4 separate regions of the Homo sapiens genome follow, and regions 2, 3 and 4 are each linked to region 1. Evidence: chromatin loops called from intact Hi-C (ENCODE). Cell type or tissue: A673. All regions are shown on one strand. Region 1 has its middle 83 kb from the start of MKKS. Region 2 overlaps MKKS (MKKS centrosomal shuttling protein). Region 3 overlaps SNAP25-AS1 (SNAP25 antisense RNA 1). Region 4 overlaps SLX4IP (SLX4 interacting protein).

Region 1 (4,000 bases):
TTAATGTCATTTCTCCCTGCCTAGAATTTTAACTCCTCAAGTACAAGAACTGTTTATTGTACTTGTAGGTAATCCAACCTTCCTCAGTTCAATGCCTTAATTTAGACACCCTGAAAAAATAATTGTTTTTATTTTTTGTTTTAAGCATTGGTAGAATATAGTTGCTTCCCACATTTTGTCAAAGGAAGTTAACTTGAGCTGGTACTGCTTTAACTTATTTCTGAGATAGAATAGGAATGGGATGCAGCTCCTCCTTCACATATTTTTTTTTCTTTTTCTCTAGTTCCACTGATCACAAAACCCACACCACTCGCTGGTGATATGCCCACGAATCCCAAGGCTTTAGTCACACAAAGAAAACAGCCGTTCTTCCGCGCTTTCATAACATGTAACCATGCCTTTTACGTAAAGAATTCCAGAAACTGGCTTAGGAAATCTAAATATTGTGGACTGTCCCACCTTGGGAAGGAATGCTGAACAATTGATTTACAGCTTTGTTGCTGCCAGCCAGACCACCAGGTGGTCCATTACTCAAGATAAACATTGCAACCAGATATGCTAACTGAATAATCTACCCCTCACATGCTTTGCCCAACCCAGCCTGCATACCCTACACCTGATGTTAATTCCCGTGCTTTGCCTAATAAAAAAGCCCCAACCAGCTTTTTCAGGGAGTCCTTGTACCTCCACTGTCTTCCTTGAGCTTGAGCACAAGCTCCAAAATAAAAACCTTGACTGGGAAAACTACCTGGCCCCGTATTAATTTTTATTACATGGGAAACCAAAGAGCTTGTGATCTGTAACATTTCCAAATCTTCTGCTCTGAATTTTGTTTTTCTTGAGACGGAGTCTCACTCTGTCACCCAGGCTAGAGTACAGTGGCGCGATCTCGGCTCACTGCAACCTCTATCTCCCGGTTCAAGTGATTCTCCTATCTTAGCCCCCAAAGTAGCAGGGATTACAGGCACGCACCACCACACCCAGCTAATTTTTTGTATTTTTAGTAGAGACGGGATTTCACCATGTTGACCAGGCTGGTCTCAAACTCCTGACCTCAGGTGATCTGCCCGCCTAGGCCTCCCAAAGTACTGGGATTACAGGCATGAGCCACTGTGCCTGGCCTGAAAATTCTTTTTTTTAAATTAAGATTTACTTTTTTAATTCAAAAGTTAACACAGCAGAGGTGTTTGTTCCAGGGGTGGTTGTGATGATTGTGGTCTATGACACAGCTTCCACACCTCGAGAATAACAATCGTCAGTGTTCAGTGAGCACTCCCTATGTGTTGTACTGTGAATAATCAAAACATGTATTTAGGCTACTTGGGAGGCTGAGGTAGGAGAATCACTTGAACCCGGGAGGCGGAGGTTGCAGTGAGCCAATATCACGCCATTGCACTCCAGCCTGGGTGACAAGTTTTGAAACTCCGTCTCAAAAAAAAAAAAAAAGTATTTGGTCTTTGCCCCTGTTTCCTGCCACAGAGTTTCAGAAACTCTTGGAATTTCCTTAATGACAGGAGTGTCTTTTGTTATTCATAATGAGCCACTTTTGCTATATCCAAGTATATGCTAATAAGGTAACTTTTGGCAGAGCCCCTAGAGAGCTTCAGGATGGGGGGTGGCAGCTAGGAAAATCAACCATGTGGTGAGAGGGTTGGAACCTTCAGCCCCAGTCCCTGCCTGCTGAGGAGGGGAGGCCAGAAACTGAGGCTAATGTGGCTAATGACTGATTCAATCATGCCTACATAATAAAACTTCAATAAAAGCTCTGAATGATGAGGTGTGAACTGCTTCCCAGTTGGTGCACACATTGATGTACCAGGAGGGTGGCAGACCCTGGCTCCATGGGGACAGAAGCTCCTGTGCTCAAGACCCTTCCAGATCTTGCCATCATATGTTTTTTCATCTGACTATTCATTTGTATCCTTTATGGGAAAAGAGTAATTGTAAGTACAGTGTTTTCCTGAGTCCTGTGAGTCATTCTTTCACAGGGTGAACCTCAAGGGGGTGCAGCCTGGGAGGTCACATGGGTTCTTGCCTTCATGCAGGAAGGAAATCAAAAGTGAGATGACAGAGTAAAGTGAAAGCAAGTTTACTAAGAAAGTAAGGGAGTAGGCCAGGCGAAGTGGCTCACGCCTGTAATCCCAGCACTTTGGGAGGCTGAGGCTGTTGGATCACGAGGTCAGGAGTTCGAGACCAGCCTGATCAACATGGTGAAACCCCATCTCTACTAAAAACGCAAAAATTAGCTGGCACACACCAGTCGTCCCAGCTACTCGGGAGGCTGAGGCAAGAGAATTGCTTGAACTGGGGAGGCGGAGGTTGCAGTGACTGTACTCCAGCCTGGGAAACAGAGTGAGACTCCATCTCAAAAAAAAAAAAAAATCAGAAAGTCTTACGGGGGCAAAAACCAGTTACTGCATTGTGAGGGCTCAATTGGCAATGTATTCCTGTTTAGTTTCTCCCTCTTGATTCCCTGATCCCCTGTTCCCCTCCAAACCGCCCCCATCTGACACTCCTGCTTCCTGGAATTATTTCCCAAATAAACTACCTATATGTTCTCAGGCTCTGCTTTCCAAAGAAACCAGGCCATGATAAGATATGGCTAACCTCAGCCGGAGGGATATTGATGTTACCTTAATGACAAAATGGTACAGGGATGAATGGGTTCTTGCTAAGTTTACTGCTCCTGTACTTTGACTTGTGGTGAAAGAAAATATGTTGAAACTAATTAAAATGGTTTCACATCATGAAATTTTTTGAAAGAAATGACCTCGAGCTAATAACATCTGAAAAATGAATAATAGGACAATTGAAAAAGTAACAATGAAGAGTGTTCTTTAGAATTTATGGAAAAATTAATACGAAGGGATTCAGAGTAGATAAGATATCCTTTTATGTGAATTTAAAATATATTTTATTACAGAAGGATTAGGATAAAAACCTTTGATAAGTTGTCATCTGGCTAAGGAAGGACAGTGGCCACATCATGCTGATATTTGCATCCTCACCATTTGGTGCCTGGAACATAATAGATATTTTAAAAATGTGTGTTGAATGAATAGAATCTTAATATTGGTAGTTAGACATTGTAATGGGTTGCATCGTGGCCATGAAAAACATGTCCAAGTTCCAACTTCAGATACGTGTGAGTGTGAATGTGATCTTATTTGGAAAAAGAGTCTTTGTTGGTGTAAATTAAGTGAAGAATCTCAAGATTAAACCATCCTGGATTAACTAGGTGGGCCCCAAATCCAATGACAAATGTGCTTATAAAAAGAAGAGCAGAAGCAGACATAGGGGAGGACCATGTGAAGATGGAGGCAGAGATTGGAGTTGTGCAGCTACAAGCCAAGGGATGCCTGGAGACATCAGAAACTAGAAGAGAGCTTTTCACAAGATGGTGCCAAAGATGAAGAAGGAAGCTTCCGTCCCTCCTAAAGCCAAGGCCAAAGCAAAGGCTTTGAAGGCCAAGAAGGCAGTGCTGAAAGGTGTCCACAGCCACATACACACACACATAAAGAAAATCTGCACGACCCCCGCCCACCAAGACACTGTGACTTCAGAGGCAGCCCAAATATCCTCGAAAGAGCACCCCCAGGAGAAACAAGCTTGGCCACTATGTCATCATCAAGTTTCTGCTGACCACTGAGTCTCCCATGAAGAAGACAGAAGACAACAGCACACCTGTGTTCATTGTGGATGTTAAAGCCAACAAGCACCAGATCAAACAGGCTGTGAAAAAGCTCTGTGACATTGATGTGGCCAAGGTCAACACCCTGGTTAGGACTGATAGAGAGAAGAAGGCACATATTCTTCTGGGTCCTGATTATGATGCTTTGGATGTTGCCAACAAAATTGGGATCATCTAAACTGAGTCTGGCTGGCTAATTCTAAATATATGTATCTTTTCACCAGAAAAAAGAAACTAGAAGAGACAAGGAAAAATACCCCCCTACAGCCTTGGAGGGAGTGTGGCCTTGCTAACAGCTTGATTTCAGAC
Region 2 (4,000 bases), 67 kb before region 1:
TGACACTTGCCTGGCAGTCAATTGAATGCAAAGGGAAAGAGCAGTTTTGCTAGCAGCATCACCAGGATCATGAATGTGTGCAAAGGAGCCCCTGACTCCTTACCATTACATATCACAAAAGTCCAAATTTATACAAGATTATTTTCTTCTATTAGTGTTCTTTTTTTTTTAACAATACAAAACTAATTGTATTCATTTCTTAACATCAACTATTTTAGCTTGACCATAATTTGTTACTTTTGAGAGTCACTGAAATAAAGAGGATGAAGTTATATAATTTAGGTCTATAGTCCCTTATCCATAATTCCAAAATTCAAAAAGTTCTCAAAACCAAAACATTTTATCCTCACTCCTTTGACAGCAAAACTTGATCTTAACTGACATGAGGCAATTTGCAGTGCAGTTGTCTCCCTTTATCCGCAGTTTGGCTTTCTGCAGTTTCAGTTACCTGCAGTCAACCCTAGTCTGAAAATATTAAATAGAAAATTCCAGAAATAAACAATTCATAAATTTTAAATTATGCACCTTTCTGAGTAGCATGATGAAATCCTGGGATATTCTACTTCATCCACGCAGGATGTGAGTCATTCCCTTGTCTGTCTACCTGCTCGTTAGTCACTTAGCAGCACTCTGGGTTAGATCAACTGTGGTGGTATCTCCGCGCTTATGTTCAGGTAACTGTTACTTTACTTCACAATGTACCCAAAGCACAGGAGTATTGTGCCTAATTTATAAATTGAACTTTATCATAGGTATGTATGTACAAGAAGAAAACATAGTATATATAGGGTTTAGTGCTATATGTAGTTTCAGGCATCCACTGGGTGGTCTTGGAACATATCCCTCATAGATAAATGGGGGAGGTCACTGTTTTTATTCCACTTAATATGAAAATTGAGTTTCACTGCAGAAATTTTATTGGCATTTGTCACGTTTGATTTACTATAATATAGCGTTATACTATATTATGATTATATTGATTATGTATGTTATATACACTATATTGTATTTATAAAATCTAAGAAATTCTGAATTATGAAACTCATCTGGCCCAAGGAGTTTCAGATAAAGAACTGTGACCCTGTAATTGTAAAGCATTTTCTATTATAATTTACTTTTTAACCTTGAGGTGAATAATATGCTCTAAGTTTTGTTATAAGATAGATGAGTGTAAGGTTCTGCTCTTTATGGAAGAAGAACCTCAGTAAGATTTTCCTTATTTATAAGCCTTGGTCTGAGATTTTGACTTTTGGTATAATTACTGGTTTCAACAATATTTTAAATCAAGATTTTACTTTTAAATGTTCATAAGCAGAAGTGGAAGAGCATAGCTTAATATATTAGACAATTATTAAATATAAAAGCCAGGTAGTAACATAGAAGCTTAACAACTTAAAAGAGTAACTTTAGGACATTCTATATAAAATTTGTATTTATAGGAAGAGTTTTAATATATATAAGCAGGGAGTTAGAGAATTTATTAGGTGCTGGATTTTTATATATATAGTCTTTCAGACTAGTAAGACCATTATATTATGTATGTATATTGTACTTATGACAAGAAGTAAAGAACAAAAAGATGTCTTAACAGTTTGGAGGCCAGGTATGGCCAAACTTTGGAGGAAGAAAATCAAGTAGTTTCTTCTCATGCAAAAAGAAATACTCTTGGAGGAAAAATAGAGCTGAGAAAAGAATCTCCTCTAAAATGTTAGGTGAATGTAGTAAGAGATTTTAGATGCCAGTGCAGCAATAGTTAAAAGTTTTAGAGGCTAACATTTCCAGTCAAGCAAGCAGAAGCAGATATTTAAACAGGCTTTTAGTAAGCAAAAGTTAGAGCCGGATTTAGAGTAAGTTAAACACAAATTCCGAATAGTTGAAGTACATCAAAAGAATGCATTTATTTGTCTCTTATTTTCTATTCTTATTTTCATTATGGAAAATTACATACATGCCTCAAGATAAAGAGAGGATAGTATATTGAGCCCTCAAGTATCCATCAACTGGCTTTAATAGTTAATGGCCTTTTGCCACAACCAGCTTTAATAGTTAAGGGCATTTCGCCACAACCAGCTTTAATAGTTAACAGCGTTTTGCCAGTCTTCTTTTATCCATCTTTTCCTCTGTTTTTTGAACTGCTAGAATATTTTAAATCAAATCTTAAGCTCCACTATGTAGTCCTTTTGTATGTGTCTTTAACAGTAAGAATAAACACACATACACAAACACATTTGCATTATCACCTAGAAAAACTTAACAGTGACTCTTTACCTACAATTTGATACCCAAGGCCATGTTTATATTTCTGAATTTGTCTATAAAAAATCTTTTCAGGTGGTTTGTTGGAATCAGGATCCAAACAAGGTCTACGTATTGCATTTGATAGATAATATCTCTTTTCAATTCCCCTCCTAAATCTGCCTTTTAAAAAATTTCCCACATTCTCAGTTTGGCTGATTGCTTCCTCATCTTGTCATTTAACAATTTCCTCTTTCTCTCCCCTATTTCCTGTAATCTCGTAATTATATCAAGAGGCTACTTTCATTTGTTTTTTTAATTTACTTTTTGAACAAGAATACTTCATGGATGGTACTGTGGAATAGATCCTAGGTAATCATGTTGTTTCATATATAATGTCTGATCCACTTTTGATGATGATGTTGATTTTTTTTTTTTACAGAGAAGGCTACAGTGCAGTAGCAGTAGCATATCATAGCTCACTGCAGCCTCAAACTCTTGGGCACAGGCCTTGATTTGTCACCCAGGCTACAGTGCAGTAACATATCATAGCTCACTGCAGCCTCAAACTCTTGGGCACAGGCCATCCTCCAGCCTCAGCATCCCAAGTAGCTGGGACTATAGGCATCCGCCACCACACCTGGCTAAGTTCTAAAATATTTTTAGAACCAGGGTCTTGCTGTGTTGCCCAGGCTGGTCTCAAATTTCTGGCCTCAAGCAATCCTCCTGCCTTGGCCTCCCAAAGTGATGGGATTACAGGCAAGAGCCACTGCGTCTAGCCAGTGTTGCTAAGATTAACAGGCAAGTTAGCAGTGTTTCTTTCCATTATAAAGTTCCCCTTTGATTTTTTTTTTTTTTTTTTTTAAGATGGAGTCTCACTCTGTCACCCAGGCTGCAGTTGGGTGATGTCGGCTCACTGCAACCTCTGCCTTCTGGGTTGAAGTGATTCTCCTGCTTCAACCTCCCGAGTAACTGGGATTACAGGCACCCACCACCACACCTGACTAGTTTTTTGTATTTTTTTAGTAGAGACAGGGTTTCACCATGTTGGCCAGGTGATCTTTTACTTAATAATTATTAGCGACTATTCATTATCATTGCTGTAACCTAGAAATTGGCAAACTTTTTTTCTATAAAAGATCAGATAGTAAATATTTTAGGCTTTGCAGATCATATAGTGTCTATACCAACCCTTCAGCTTTCTGTTGTAGTGTAAAAGCACTCATACACAGTACACAAATTAATGAGCATGGCTGCTTTCCAATAAAACTTCATTTACAAAAACAGGCAGCAGTCTGGATATGGTCCATAGGCTTAATTTACCAACCACCATATATGGGTCTAATGCACTATTTCATTAGGGGTTGCCAAATGATGCTGCTCAAATTCTATCATTCCTTCTCCATTTATTAGCTGGAACAACTTTCCATCGTCAACTATTCAGTTACCCCAAAATGCATTTATACAAGGAAAGCAAGATTAATGTTTTATCCCTGTAATTCCCTTTATTGGTTTTTATAATAATGAGTGCTCAAGCCACTTAGGGTTTTTGTTTTTGGTGTTAGTATGAACCTGTGGGTTTGCATTTATTTCAGTTATATTAATCTGTTGCTGTCGTCATGTTTTTTTTTAATGCTAAAGTTGTCCCATTTTGGATCCTCTCCAAGTTGACTCCTGTTGTTGTTTTTCCTTTGTCCTTGTGATATGACCCACGTAGTCTTTAATAACATCCTTACTTTTGGGCAGAAAAGGACCCCAGCTTACC
Region 3 (4,000 bases), 260 kb after region 1:
CTGCAGCCTCGAACTTCTCAGCTGAAGGGATCTTCCTCCCATGTAGATGGGACAACAGGCTCACACCACAATGCCTGGCTAATTTTTAAAAAGTTTTTGTAGAGATGGGGTCTCACTATATTGCCCAGGCTGGTCTCAAACTCCTGGCCTCGAGTGATACTCCTGCCTCGGCTTACCAAAGCACTGGGATTACAGGCATGAGCCACCATGCTGGGCCCAGAACTTGTTAGAAATGCAAATTTTCAGGCTCCACTCCAGACCCTCTGAAGCACTCTCTCAGCAGGTACTCATGTTCACATGAGAAAGAGGTAACCAGCTCTATTAGCAAAGGTAGATAATTAATTAACCAACTTATTCATGGATAACCTATTTCTGTGTGCAAGAAACTGTTTTATTCTTGGGGTGAAAGTAAAGGTGAAGGTGCACAGCTATTGTAAGAGAGTGTGAGAGTAGGGCCCAGCAATTTGTGTATTAACGAGCTCTTCAGGTGATTTGAATACAGGTTCAAGTTTGAGACTTACTGATCTAAAGCTGTGTTATTCCAAGTGTGGCTCACATCATCGGCATCATCTGGGAGCTGCCCGAAGAAGCAAAAGCTTAGCACTACCTCTTTAGAACTCCTGTGCCAGAATCTCCATTTAACAAGATTCCCAGTGATTTGAATGCACATAACAGCTGAGAAATCCTGGGTGCAGCCTCCATTCTTGGAGAGTGTAATCCAATAGAAAGGGGTTGGGGGGAGTGGCAGCAGGAGAGCAGAAATTTACATTTCTAAAAAGCTCCCAAACACGGCTGATGTTGCAGGTTCAGGGACCACTTTGAGTAACAAGGCTCTAGATTTTAGCCCAGGCTTAGAATCTTGAATATGGAAGGGTTTCAACCCAGAAGTTGGTTTCAGCTACACTGTACAGATGTGCAGGTTGTGCACTGCCAAATTCCAGAAGGCAACATTTGCATAGACTGAGTCAAGAACCTGAACCCCAAAGCTAAGAGGCAGGGGCTAGCTAAAGAGTGGGTTTTAGAGAGTGTTAGAATTGGGTTTGGATCCTAATCCTGCCACTTACTTAGTTGACCTTGGGAAATATATTTAACTCTGAGCCTCGATTTCCTCATCTGTAAAATGGAGATGAACATACCTGTGTCCCAATATAAGATACTCAACAGTAAGCACCCAGTAGAAGCCCAGATATTTGCAAATAGCTATTCTCTCTGGACTTTCCTTTCAACCAAGGGAAGAGTAGTTGTATAGGTTCCTTTCCTCCTTCAGTCTCATCCTGGCCAGTGGCCTAATCCCCTGGTCAGGCTGAAGGCCAGGTGAGTATCATGGGCTTTTCTTTAGAGCTCCCAGGGGTCAGATGAAGGTGATACCACCATAATGCAGACTGTTTCTATTTAGGAAAGCTTCCCATGGGTTTGTACAAATCAGTTCATAAAAATGACCAACACAGCCAGTTTCAAACCATGCCCTGAGTTCACGTGCTTACCAAAGTCATAAAAAACAGCAATAGTTTCTGGTCCCACCAAGGCTTTGATGCCCCTGGTGCCTGGAATCACTCAAAGGCTTTGCAGGGGAAGGCACTTTGGCCCACTGGACCTGGAAATCTTCGCTCTTCTGCATAAAGAACCCATTTAGACCCCTTGTGTGTTTCTGTGCGAGAAAGACCATCAGAAATTCTCTGAAACAAACCTAAAGATGCATTTGGGGTGAGGGAGAGCCCATTTGGGGGTACAAGCAGGCAAGCAGGATACTTTTGAAAATCAGTTGCTTATATAGGTGTAGGTCTGTGTCTGGAGTCTGTACTCTGTCCATTGATAATTATGTCTACCCTTATATCAATCCATGCTGTCTTGATTCCTGTTAAGTCTTGACATCTGGTATAATCTTTCAACTGAAAAATAAAAAGCTCATTAAAACACAAACCAGGGGAAGGCTATGAGACCAGATAAATCTTGATCAGAAACTAGACATAATTAAATTTATTTCTTTGCAGTTTACGAGAAGCAAAATAAGTATATATACATATTTCTAAATTCAGGGACTGGTTGAAATTTTAGCAGGAGCTGAGAGGCTGAGTTCTGAGGGATTTCAGCCTAAGAATAGCCACTAGAGGGCCTAGGAGATCCAGAAACACTGCATGGTGTTTGTAGGAGCCAGGCAGGCCCAGAGAGCCGCCAAGGCCTGAGTATGGTGTTCAAGGTGAACCTGATTCCTGAAAACCTCACCAGGTGCTCACCTTCACATGAGAAAGAAGTAACCAGCTCTGTTAGGGAAACTAGATAATTCATTAAGCAATTTATTCACCAATAACCTATTTCTGCATGCAAGACACCGTTCTATTCTTGGGGTTAAGGGAAGCTGAGAATGCAGGACTATTATAAGCAGGCCTCTCACTTAGGGCTCAGTGATGGCATCAAGGACCAGCTTGGGAGGTGTGGGCTTTGATGCCCATTATTTCCATGTGCTGCACCAATAAACTTAAAATCAAGATAAAAACAGCGTGTGTGCTAAGCAAATACAGCTTCAAGTCAAATCCCTTTAGGTCACTAGACTGCCACACTTTAATCCCTCTACAGAAACTCTAGAGTTTTTGTGATTGGAGCTTTGTGATGTGTCTTGAAGCAGGGATGAAGCTGATTTCTCTATTATTGTTTAAAAAGTCCTTAAAGTATGCAGTACTTTACAGACAGAATACAAAAAAAGTTTAGAAAGTCACCTTTCCTAGAGAGACCTAGGGGCTATCTAGTTACGGCATGTGCTAGAAAATGACCTACAAGGTATGTTCTAGCCTGAGGAATTGCTGGCATGTGAATCATGAGGACAGATGCATGGGCAGAATGTGCCATTTCCTCTGTCAGCATCTGCTAGGCAAGAGATGCCTTCCCCTAGGCCCCCTGGCTCTGCAGTTTTCCCGCCTATGGGAGGCCTTTTACCAACATGACCTATGCCACCCACCCTCACTCCCACACCACCACATCTGGCAGCAAATTTTGTAAGCCAGGAAGTTTGGGGGGTACAAAAGAGGGGCTCCTTGAAGTGGGAGAAGGGTCTCCCAGTCCATGGATAGCTCTAAAAGAGCTGAGTCCTAGATGACTTGCAGATATGGTCTCCTCCATGATCAGAGCTTCTAAAAGAGGAAAGAAATTGGTTCTTTCATCATGTTTCCTTGGCCATGGGAGAAAGTCAGATAAAACAAGCAAGATAAAACAGATGTTATCAAGCAATGCAGTGATGCTTCCCTTTCTTATAGAAATTTCCTTTTCAGAGGGTAAAAACCCAGTTAACTTCTCATATACCAATTTCCCCAGGATATAAGGAGGGTCTTCCCTGTAAGATTTGCTGTCTGGATTACTGAGGCCAGCCCCTCTGACTTCTCTCTTTCCACCTGTTTATATTAGGAAAGCTTGCCATGGGTTTGCACAAATCGATTCATAAAAATGACCAACGCAGCCAGTTGCAAACCATGCCCTGGGTTCACTTACTTACCAAAGTCACAAAAAACAGTAATAGTTCCTGGCCCTGGAAAGAGAGAGGTCATAGGGACTGGCCTCAGTAATCCACACCCATCCTCCTATAGATACAACTTTTGTCTGATCACTCTTTGCTCCCTAGCTTCTATCATGAGTTCAAGTGTCCTTACCCGACTCCCAAGGACAGGCCATCCTTTCCACTCAGTACTCATCCTTTACTCTTGTAACTGCTCAACAGGTTCATTTTGCCAGCTGTCCAGATAGAATCGATTTATCAAGACAGAGAAATTGCCATAAAGAGTTTAATTCTCGCAGAGCCGGCAGAATGCGAGGCCAGAGTTTTATTACTACTCAAGTCAATCTTACCAAAAATTTGGAGACTGGGGATTTTAAGGATAAATTGATGGGTAGGGGGTGCAGGAAGTGGAAAGTGCTGATTGGTTGGGTTGGAGATGAAGTCATGAAAAGTTGAAGCTGTCCTCTTGTCCTCATTCCCAGATGGTTAGGCATTCTAAGTCACAGCATGAGATGG
Region 4 (4,000 bases), 190 kb before region 1:
ACAATTAGTTATTCTTATGAAATAAAGTTTTATGGTGCCTGTTCCTAATTTAACAAACAAGGGAACTGAGTATTTTTATTTGGTGAGATAAAAAGACACTAAATTATTTTTGGTATGTGCCTCTTGATTAACTCTGCCTTGGGCATTAGTCCTCAACAGGAAACTTATTCCCCACCCTTAATTCCTTAAATTAAGAAACCTTCAGGCTGCAATCCACTGTGTGCCATGAATCAGCACCTATTGGTGAAATGTGACAATACAGTTTACCTCAAAATAATACAGCCAAAGAAGGTCTGGTGCGGTGGCTCACACCTGTAATTCCAGCACTTTGGGAGGCCATGGCAGGTGGATCACTTGAGGTCAGGAGTTCGAGACCAGCCTGGCCAACATGATGAAACCACATCTCTATTAAAAATACAAAAAATTAGCAGGGCATGGTGACATGCACATGTAGTCCCAGCTACTCAGGAGCCTGAGGCAGGAGAATCGCTTGAACCCAGGAGGCAGAGGTTGCAGTGAGCCAAGATGGCACCACTGCACTCCAGCCTGGGCGACAGAGTGAGACTCTGTCTCAAAAAAAAAAAAAAGATGAAGGGCTTTATCAATAAGAATCTAGAACTGTAATTTTAGATTCTTAATCAAGAGGTGATTTTGCTCCCTTCCTCCCTGTGTACAATGTCTGGAAACATTTAGGACTGTCACAGCTGGCATCTAATGGGTAGACTCCAGGAATACTGCTGAACACCCTATACTGCACAGGCCAGCTCCCACCGCAAGGCATCATCTGGTCTATAATGTCATTAGTGCCAAAGTAGAGAAACCTTGTCTAAAACCTTCTGCATGGAGCCAGCTGACTTAGCCCTGGAGAATTTGTAGGGATCAAAGGCCAAGAGGAGGAAGAAAAAGAGGTACAAATGGCCCTGGGTCAAAGAGGTACTACAAAATGCTCAGCCAAAGAGTGTGGATGCTGCTCATCCTCCCAGCTGCCCGGAACAACAAAGAAAGGGTCCTCTTAGTCTTTACCTTGCCAGAAGTTGTCAATGACTGCTTTCTTCATGGGATTAGGGTTTAATTTGGTCACAGAAAGAATTCTATTCCATGATTCATCACCTGGCCAGCTGACAAACTACCCCAGCTCTATAAAGCATTCTTATATCACTGTTAGCTTTTAACAGGGCCTAAATCAATGAAAGAAGGGATGGAGGCAGGGAGAAAGGAATTAAAAAATAAATTCAGGAATTGTGAACAGACAACATCTAAAAAATAGGCTATCTCATTACTTTTGTCAAAATCTAAATGATCATGTTGTCCTTTCTCTTGAGAGACCTTGTTACCTAACCATTTTTATTTTGGGTAATTTGCATGGGGCATTTGCATAAGGGTAAAACTTAAAGATTCTTCTCATGTATTATTAATGTCATAAGGAGATCATGATATTAGATGTATTTCTTGTTGCTATTCAATTCCTAGAAAAATTACATGAATCAACTGAACTGTAAATATCAAACTGATCCAGCATAAAAAGATCAACATCATGTCTTTAGATCCTAATAATCCAAACGAGTATGGTAGCTAGCTTTTATCTGTGATACTCTTCGGGCCAAACTGCAACCTAATGGATTACTTAAGAATCTAAATTTTAAAAAGAGTTATAGTAAGGAAGTACATGCCTCACGAAACAGTGTTTCCTTTGTAAGTATTCATTACGGGTTCCATTAAACACAAAGCCCACTTAGTTGACTGGAGTATTTACCTTCTTCCCAGTTGGGGAGGGAAAGAGAGGTGCCAACCAAAGATTGGTCACAAAAAATTAAGCACTGGGTAGGGCAACAAGGACTGCCCTTAAAGTAGTTCCTGCATAAACTGCCATAGTAGCCCCATATTTTCATTGCCCCCTCCCAACACAGTGCGTTATTTCAGCATATTCTCAAGTTTTACCATGTAACATAAACTCATCTCTAAATTATAAATTGTGTAAATATGTCACCAAGAAATGCTAAAATGCTGCTATTGAATATGAATTGTTTATCCCAGGCCTCTAATGTTCTATGCCCTAAGCTTCAGAGATATTAGATACTAAAATTTGATTAAAACCATATTCCTTGCATTTGCTGCCATTATCAATGATGCAAATTCACACATGTGTTAGCTAATGAAGCAGCCAGACAGGGTTTCACAGGCAGAGAAAAGGCTGAAAGAAATCTTTTTTGCCAAACAGAAAGTGGCCCAACTGTGGGAAATGATATGGATACCCAAGGTAGTCCTCAAAGCCAAAACTGTAAATAAGATTAGACCCTCACATGGTTCCATGGTCTGAGTATACATTACAACATTTTAAACCAAACATTCATTTCATTGTAGGGATTTATGCCAGCTGGCATAGCACAGTTGACCAAAGTGAAAATCGAGCTTGAGTTTTCCTTCCTTGTAAAACTCAGTACGTTTGTAGCATTAGCCCCTTACCAGAAGAGGGCAACGGTGGCCAGGCTGGCATTATTCACAAAGAATAAAGTTACCTGCAGCCAAGGTAACGTTTGCCAAGGGAGCCAGACCTTAGGAAACTGCCTGCAGAACTGCTGGCTTCTGAGTGTCACACATGCAAAGAAACAAGGCTCTCTGCCTTTCCTTTTCCTTGGATGAACTAACAGGCGACTGAGAGATCAAACCGTTGCAATATTTCTAATTGATGATACAGAAGCACTGCTCACTGCAACCAACTCACCATATTTATTTAATCCTTTTTTTTTTTTTTAAAGAGACAAGGTCTTGCTGTGTTGTTCAGGCTGTCCTCAAATTCCTGGGCTCAAGCGATCCTCCTGCCTCAGCCTCCCAAAATGCTGCCATTACAGGCATAGGCCATCAGCGCCCAGCCCTATTCACCACATTTTAAAGTTATCCTCTCTCCTGTCCATACTAGCTATAAAACTTGTCACATTCCAAAAAACAAGAAGGTGTGTTAAAGATCTCTAAGTGGAGAACTATTATGTAAATAGTATATAAGAAGTTTGCAAATTATAGATACCGTAAGAGCCATTCTACATTCAGGTTCAAGTTCACCCACAGTGCCCTGACTTTTCGGACTCCCTTGGTGGAGTCTCCGGCGCTCATTTCTGCTTTTCTCCCTCACTAGTGTTTCCAGGCTCATCTTTCTAAACAGTGTGTCTCTAGCTCAGGGTCTTCAGGCTTTCTCAAAACAAAGCATTCTCCAAAATCCTTACCCCTTTGAAAGCATTTGATCTGCTATGCAAATTTACTCAATATTTGCTTTTTAAACACATTCATCTCTAGTGAAGGAAAGAACTTGTTTTTAGTTAATAAAATTCAGGCATATGTGAGTAGTGAACACCTGGGTGAAGGGGTGAGGATGGAGCATGAATGTGCATGCAACACAGGTAGTTCCATTATTCTCTCCTGGTTTGGGAATTCATGAGACTAAGGATGAAACCTCTTAAGTTCATACCTTGACTCTTACCCTAGACAAAACTACATGTTCTTGGGCCGGGCGCAGTAGCTCATGCCTGTAATCCCAGTACTTTGGGAGGCCGAGGAGGTGGATCACCTGAGCTCAGGAGTTCGAGATCAGCCTGGCCAACACGGCGAAACCCCATCTCTACTAAAAATACAAAAATTAGCTGGGCATGGTGGCACGCACCTGTAATCCCAGCTACTTGGAAGGCTGAGGCAGGAGAACTGCTTGAACCCAGGAGGCGGAGGTTTCAGTGAGCCAAAATCACACCACTACACTCCAGCTTGGGCAACAGAGCAAGACTCTGCCTCAAAAAAACAAACAAAACCTGCACGTTCTTTCCAAACCTGCTCCCTCCTCCTGTTTTGACTCAGCCAGTGGCACTAGGACTTATCCAATTCTGAGACCTCAACACTTCCCTTCCTCAGCAGCCATTTGCAATTCATCACTTCTAACCCCTTCCATGCCTCCAGGCCAAGCCATCACCTGCTCCAGCCTGGCCTTCTGCAACCGTCTTCCCTGGTCTCTCTCCTG

Evidence for each region. A loop is a pair of places that touch in the nucleus more often than their neighbours do. Peaks named below come from ENCODE experiments on the same cell type or tissue, not always from the same donor. Only the 100,000 strongest peaks of a DNase experiment are listed, where the experiment ranks them.
Region 2: a loop joins it to region 1, with 2.3 times the contacts of the local background. A loop is called at or near these places in 10 of 110 quality-filtered maps.
Region 3: a loop joins it to region 1, with 3 times the contacts of the local background. A loop is called at or near these places in 6 of 110 quality-filtered maps.
Region 4: a loop joins it to region 1, with 4 times the contacts of the local background. A loop is called at or near these places in 2 of 110 quality-filtered maps.

What each region holds. Positions count from the first base shown.
Region 1 is chr20:10,349,026-10,353,025 of GRCh38, reverse strand. It overlaps the pseudogene RPL23AP6. Among named protein-coding and RNA genes, the nearest start is that of MKKS, 83 kb to the left of the region's middle. RefSeq lists an enhancer at 1,931-2,160. In A673, no CTCF peak of the experiment used is centred here; DNase peaks (open chromatin) are centred at 445, 1,615 and 1,965; H3K4me3 peaks cover 156 bases; H3K27ac peaks cover 2,890 bases.
Region 2 is chr20:10,416,345-10,420,344 of GRCh38, reverse strand. The region is part of intron 2 of MKKS (MKKS centrosomal shuttling protein); the gene reads left to right. The region is part of intron 2 of LOC128706665; the gene reads left to right. The region is part of intron 2 of LOC128706666; the gene reads left to right. Among named protein-coding and RNA genes, the nearest start is that of MKKS, 16 kb to the left of the region's middle. RefSeq lists an enhancer at 1-1,047. In A673, no CTCF peak of the experiment used is centred here; a DNase peak (open chromatin) is centred at 2,474; H3K4me3 peaks cover 418 bases; H3K27ac peaks cover 1,047 bases.
Region 3 is chr20:10,088,870-10,092,869 of GRCh38, reverse strand. The region is part of intron 3 of SNAP25-AS1 (SNAP25 antisense RNA 1); the gene reads left to right. Among named protein-coding and RNA genes, the nearest start is that of ANKEF1, 56 kb to the right of the region's middle. In A673, a CTCF peak has its summit at 2,100 (motif pointing right); a DNase peak (open chromatin) is centred at 2,119.
Region 4 is chr20:10,535,117-10,539,116 of GRCh38, reverse strand. All of the region lies in intron 2 of SLX4IP (SLX4 interacting protein), which reads right to left. Among named protein-coding and RNA genes, the nearest start is that of SLX4IP, 100 kb to the right of the region's middle. In A673, a CTCF peak has its summit at 2,453 (motif pointing right); no DNase peak of the experiment used is centred here; H3K4me3 peaks cover 98 bases; H3K27ac peaks cover 2,568 bases.